2 separate regions of the Homo sapiens genome follow, and region 1 is linked to region 2. A link is a loop called in an ENCODE intact Hi-C map of the cell type or tissue named here. Cell type or tissue: heart left ventricle. All regions are shown on one strand. Links, peaks and the distances in the headings refer to the core of each region. The heading gives the core; the rest is flanking DNA.

Region 1 (2,918 bases), core at 114-2,613, 71 kb after region 2:
GTATTTGCTTTAGCCAGTCTCTATCTCAGGGCCTAATAAAGCGTTCTGTGGTACTGCTCAGGAATGATGTCTTTCTTCCATGTAATGCAACCCTAGTATCCCCCACTAAGATCTGAGTTTCTTCATACGTTCTGATCCTCCTAATATCTAGCCAAGGTCTGGGCATTTATGAAATGCTTATAGTTGTATCTAAAAGCTTGGAGTAATGGGCAACTGGGGCCTAGAAAACTCTGAATTATTTCTATAATTCAGAATAAGAACTCCCAACCTTTATATATGTCAGTGCTTTTTCCAATACCTTTCCCTATGAGCTGATAGCTTAGCAGTAAGAGCATGAGTTTTGCATCAGATCTGGATTCTACTCCACACGTATGTGTCAACTGTGCGGTCTTGGGTAATGTTCTTTAACTCCCTGAGCTGCCATTTCCTAATTTTAAAATGAGGATGAAACTAATGCCTATTTGAGAGGGTTGTTGTCAGGATTAAATATATGGGACACATGAAGTACTCAGCACAGTGCCTGCCAGCTTGTTAGTATTCGATAACTGGTTAACCAATGGGGGAATCGCATCCTCTTTCCGTTCTGAGGGGAATGGACGATGATGGTGGAATGATGCTGATGGCGGTGGTGATGGAGGTGGTGATGGCGATGATGTGATGATGGTGATGTTCATAAATTAAGACAGCAATAAGCATCACCTAACTTTCTTACTGTCCTCTCTTCCCACTATTCCTCCTGCTTCAAGGATATTATTGAGAACATAAGCCTTTTACAAAAACTCTCACGTCTTCTAGTGGGAAATATCCTGGACTAGAAGTTAACAGATCTGACGTCTGCCACAGAGGTCACAATAAGGTAGTTGGAGTCATTATCATTCAGTGTGACCTCGATGTCACTTACATTATCCTGTGCCTCAGTTGCCCCTTTTATACAATGCATAATTATGTGTCAAACCCTATGTAAGCACTTCACATATCTCGTTTAATCTCCACTCCATTACTGTGTGGCCATTACTCTTTCTACCTCCATTTTACAGATTATGCAAACTAAGTGACTCAGAAGGGTGAAGTATTTTGACCAAAGTCACCCAGCTAGCAAGCAGCAAAGCTAGAATTCAAAGCAAGATTCATCTAATGCCAAAGTCATGCTTTTTTTTCAAGCCACTTTTGGGCCTCAAAAGATGTATAAAATATTCAGGAAACATAAAGGCGAATCAGTAACACATGTAGGGAGGGCGTGGGTGATGTTGGGGATGTTGGCCATGGCTCAGTGGGGAGTTGGGGAGGAGGAGTGTTATGTGTGAGGATTCTTTCGAGGCTGCAATTTTGGTTCCTTGTTCACCAACACTAAAATCTCTGAGCTGAGACACTATGCATAGTACGGGATCGAAAGAGTTGGGCCCCCAATGTCACTCTGATCCTACCTTTTCGATGCCATTTCTTGAGTTTTCTGGTTTCACCAGGATGGATGGTGGGGCAGATGCGGGCGGTTTTGGCAGAGGCTCACTCTTGATGGGGATTTCTTTGTCTTCCATAATGAGGGAGCTGGCCGCGGAGTGGATCCAGGCCTCACTGCCCCTGCTGATGCACGTGAGGGCGGGCTCCCCCGTGAGGGCAGGCTTGGACCCCATCTCCACCACCACGGCTGAGGGGGAGGAGGGGATCCCCTGTGGCTGGTAGAATTGGAACTGCTGAGGCCGAAGGACCATGGTGGGGCTGCGTCTGAGGGAGCCTACCACGAGAGTGGGGATCCCGGACTGGAGGGGTCTCTGCAGGGATCCATCTGGGGAATTATAGGACAGAGAGATCAGCAGCAGGGGCGGCTGGCAGTAGGTTGGGTGGGGCTGGGTAAGCAGTGCTTCCTGATATCCCAGAATAGACAAGCGCTTTCCTAATCTGACTGCACTCACATTCTCTCCGGGTCTTTCAAAGGTGACCTTATTCTTTTTTTAGTGCTGTTTGCTGATGCTGGCAGCAAATATCTCTCTGGCTGAATGGTGTGTGTGAGTGTGTATGTGTGTATGTGTGTAGGGGGGCTGTCAGAAGGTATATTGCTTCCATTTGCCTTGTGATACACACACACACACGCACACACACACGTACACACACACACGCGCGCGTGAAGCAGACACAGAGGCAGTCAGACCAAATAGGAAACACATGACAGAATCAGAGATAGGAAATAGAAGACATTGAGAAACACAAAGGAGAGGCAACCGAGAAGAATGAGAGAGAGGAAAAGGAGAAAGAGAGGAGGAGAGAGGAAAACTCTGCCCAGCGACTTGCTGTGAAAATCTTGACAGAAGCTTTAGGCATGTGGCAGGTGGGGGTTGCTTTTTGTCGGGGGCTGCAGGGAGAAAGGGTGAGTGGCAAGGGCTAGGCAAGCACAACAGCAGACAAAGGCAAATTTGGAAAGGTTATTCCACAGTTAGGGCTGTGAGGATGGGCTTTGCAATGTCTCATGACAGAGGATCTGGAATCAGACCTCCTCCTGGAAAGCCTGGGATGAGTTAAGTCACGTCACCTCTCTGCACCTCAGTTCTCTCGTTTGTAAGCTGGAGATAATAACAGTACATCATTGGGCTGCTGTGAGGATTGCATTCTATTTGGTGTGCAAAGTATCAGGATAGTGCCTGGAATATGATAAATGCCGCATGTCTGTTAGCTATCATTATTTTTGGGTAAAGGATCACATATCCTAAAAATGCAAGGTCCAAGAGCTTGGTTTTGTCCCTTCCTGAGCTCATTGTTTTTCTTTTCCTTTTTTTTTTTTTTTTAAATTGAGATGGTCCTGTCTCAGGAAAAGGTCATTTCTTCCCCTCAAATTCTCTGGAAGGCAGGAGATCCCCATCCATTGGACATATATCCTGTAGGTGACCTGGGGAATCAGGAGTTCATTGCATTCTGTGGGGAAGTGG
Region 2 (2,918 bases), core at 296-2,795:
AGAGAGACAAACACCCAGTTTCTAAGCACAATAATAGAGACAAGGAGAATTCAGAGATGTCATGTGACTTCTGGGTTTCTTTTTTTTTTTTCCTGAGACAGAGTCTCGCACTGTCACTCAGGCTGGAGTGCAATGGCACAATCTCAGCTCACTGCAGCCTCTGCCAGGTTCAAGCTATTCTTCTGCCCCAGCCTCCCTACTAGCTGGGATTACAGGTGCCTGCCACCACGTCTGGCCAATTTTTTGTATTTTTAGTAGAGATGGGGTTTCACTGTGTTGGCCAGGCTGGTCTCGAACTCATGACCTTGTGATCCACCTGCCTCAGTCTCCCAAAGTGCTGGGATTACAGGCGTGAGCCACCACGCCCGGCCAAATTCTGGGTTTCTTGAAAAATAAACAATGTTTTCAGGGAGAGGAGAAAGTGTGGATAAGCCATGGAAAGGGTCTGATATTTATTTGAAGTACATTATCTTGTGGGCAGAGGTAGGAAATGAAACAGGTTGGGGCCAGATTAGGCCAAATTAAGAAGAACCTGGATTGGTATGAGAAAATTTTTTTCTGATATCCAGTATTAGTTATTGTAAATGCAATAATTAAAACCTGGCTATGGCCAGGCACTGTGGCTCACGCCTGTAAACCAGGCACTTTGAAAGGCTGAGGTGGGAGGATTGCTTGAGCCCAGGAGTTTGAGACCAGCCAGGGCAACAAAGTGAGATCCTGTCTCTACAAAAAAAAAAAAAATTAGCTGGGTGTGGTGGCTTGCGCCTGTAGTCCTAGTACTTGGGAGGCTGAGGTGAGAAGATTCTTTGAGCCTAGGAGTTTGAGGCTGCAGTGAGTTGTGATCATACCACTGCATTCTAGCCTAGGTGACAGAGACCCTGTCTCAAAAAAAAAAAAAAAAAAAAAAAAAAACTTGGCTACAACCTTAGTTAGGCTATTTTCATGTTGCATTTTGGGCTTTATAAGAATAAAGTGTCCATCAGGAAATTTCTGAAGAAGCATCATTTATTGTCATAAACAGGAGCCCTAAGCAGTGTCAGATGACAGTACTTAAGGATGGATAGACAATAGAGAGATTGCAGTAATTTGTTTTAAGGAACGCAAAGATGGTGTTGTGTTGAGCAGTTTTAAATGTTCTGGGCATTGTTCTCATTTTACTGCTTAAATGAGCAGTATTTCAAATTTGTATATTAAAAAGCAGTATTTTAAATTTGTGTATGCAGCAGTTTTTTATAGCTATGTATAAGTGCCTTTAAACTCAATAACCTTTTTTTCCCCGTATTCAATAGTGAATTGAATGCAGGAATTATAAAAACAGATCAAAACTATGAAAAGATGATGTTTAAAGAAGCTTTGAAAACAGGGTTTTTTGAGTTTCAGGTAGGCTGTTGATTCTTTTGGTAGCTATAAAACATGTCAATGTGAACATTATGTATTTTCCCCCTTTTTTCTTCCTGCTATAGCACAATTACTCGCCTAAAGTGTAGACTGAAAATCCTGCCAGAAAAATTTTAAATTCTTCAATAAATTGTGATTTTAAGTTATTATCTTTGGTATTTTTTCTATTGTGTCCATTTAATTTAATAATTCTGCTCCTAGTTAAGCTATGAGCATTAATATAAAGGAGATTAAATCTAAAATTCAGCTATACTTTCCAGGAAAACATTTCAAAATTGATAAAAACAAAGGCAAAATTGTAATTAATTGCCATTAATTTGAGAGCAAGCGTTTTCTGAGGTTTTCCACAAGGTGTCAGTATTTCCTCAAGTTTGGCATTTAAAGTGCTTAAAGTAAAAATGTAGCTTTACGCAATGAGCTGTGTAAAATATCACATTGAGTTTTATATAACTTGGTTTTCAGAGTTGTGGTTAAATAAGGATAAATGGCTGGGCATAGCAATGTGTTGTATTTATAGTCTTTTTTTATATTTAATATCCTATATGCTGCTAAGAGCAGTCACCCTTAATATACAGTTAAAGTTGTTCAACTTTTATGTCTCAGTTACAAACTGTCTGTAAAAAAATTCTTTTTTTGAGAATTATTAGTATAAAACTGCCATATACTTTGGACAAAGATAAATACTTGCAGATTCTTAAAGTAAAACCTTTACAGTAATTTGTTATGGATTTTTAAAAGACTAGAAACTTAAAAATGTGTTAAAACCAAGATACTGCAATTTTTCCCTTTATTTTTATTTTAAAGAAGGTGAGGGAAATGGTAAATAATTTCAAATTTTATAGGCCGCAAAAGATAAGTACCGTGAATTGGCTGTGGAAGGGATGCACAGAGAACTTGTGTTCCGGTTTATTGAAGTTCAGACACTTCTCCTCGCTCCATTCTGTCCACATTTGTGTGAGCACATCTGGACACTCCTGGGAAAGGTACCTTCATGCATTTAAAATGTTTCGAGTGGTTTTGATTTTGGCTTCATTAAATAAGTGTTGTGCTAATATTGTTACTTAAGAGAGAAAGTCTGAAAGTGAGTAATTCAAGAGTAATGCTGGATTCAGCATCATAATTATGACGGGTTAAACCAGAGCTATCTCCTATTCAGATGGATATATGTGCCCTTATTTATATACACAACAGTGCATACATATTTTTAAAAGGTGAAAATATTGAGAAAGATATAAACAATTGTTATGAGCTGCTTAAAAACAAAGATATAGGTGTATATTTGTGTATATTTGTGTAAGTATTCTTGTTTTATATAAAACTTCTGGCATATATAGGACTTAATATTCAGGGATAGTAGCATTCTTACTATGAATATAAATTCAGTTATTTCTCCCAGGCTTACAGATAAATAGATTGGCTGGTTTAATAACTCCTTTCCAGCCATATTAGCTAGGCTCTTTTGTATTTTTAAATGCATGAACAATACAGAAATGTGCTCATGATCTATATACCAAATAACC

Evidence for each region. Hi-C counts contacts between places; a loop is a spot of excess contacts. Peaks named below come from ENCODE experiments on the same cell type or tissue, not always from the same donor. Only the 100,000 strongest peaks of a DNase experiment are listed, where the experiment ranks them.
Region 1: a loop joins it to region 2, with 6 times the contacts of the local background. A loop is called at or near these places in 10 of 110 quality-filtered maps.

Annotation. Positions count from the first base shown.
Region 1 is chr5:146,058,731-146,061,648 of GRCh38, reverse strand. SH3RF2 (SH3 domain containing ring finger 2) reads right to left here. Exons shown (of 10, transcript NM_152550.4): 9 at 1,425-1,783. All of the region lies in intron 1 of LOC107986458 (a long non-coding RNA gene), which reads left to right. Among named protein-coding and RNA genes, the nearest start is that of PLAC8L1, 45 kb to the left of the region's middle. In heart left ventricle, for the core only: a CTCF peak has its summit at 1,622; DNase peaks (open chromatin) are centred at 1,618 and 2,111; H3K4me3 peaks cover 2,500 bases; H3K27ac peaks cover 2,500 bases.
Region 2 is chr5:146,129,481-146,132,398 of GRCh38, reverse strand. LARS1 (leucyl-tRNA synthetase 1) reads left to right here. Exons shown (of 32, transcript NM_020117.11): 24 at 1,290-1,380; 25 at 2,241-2,381. Among named protein-coding and RNA genes, the nearest start is that of PLAC8L1, 25 kb to the right of the region's middle. In heart left ventricle, for the core only: a CTCF peak has its summit at 1,741 (motif pointing right); no DNase peak of the experiment used is centred there.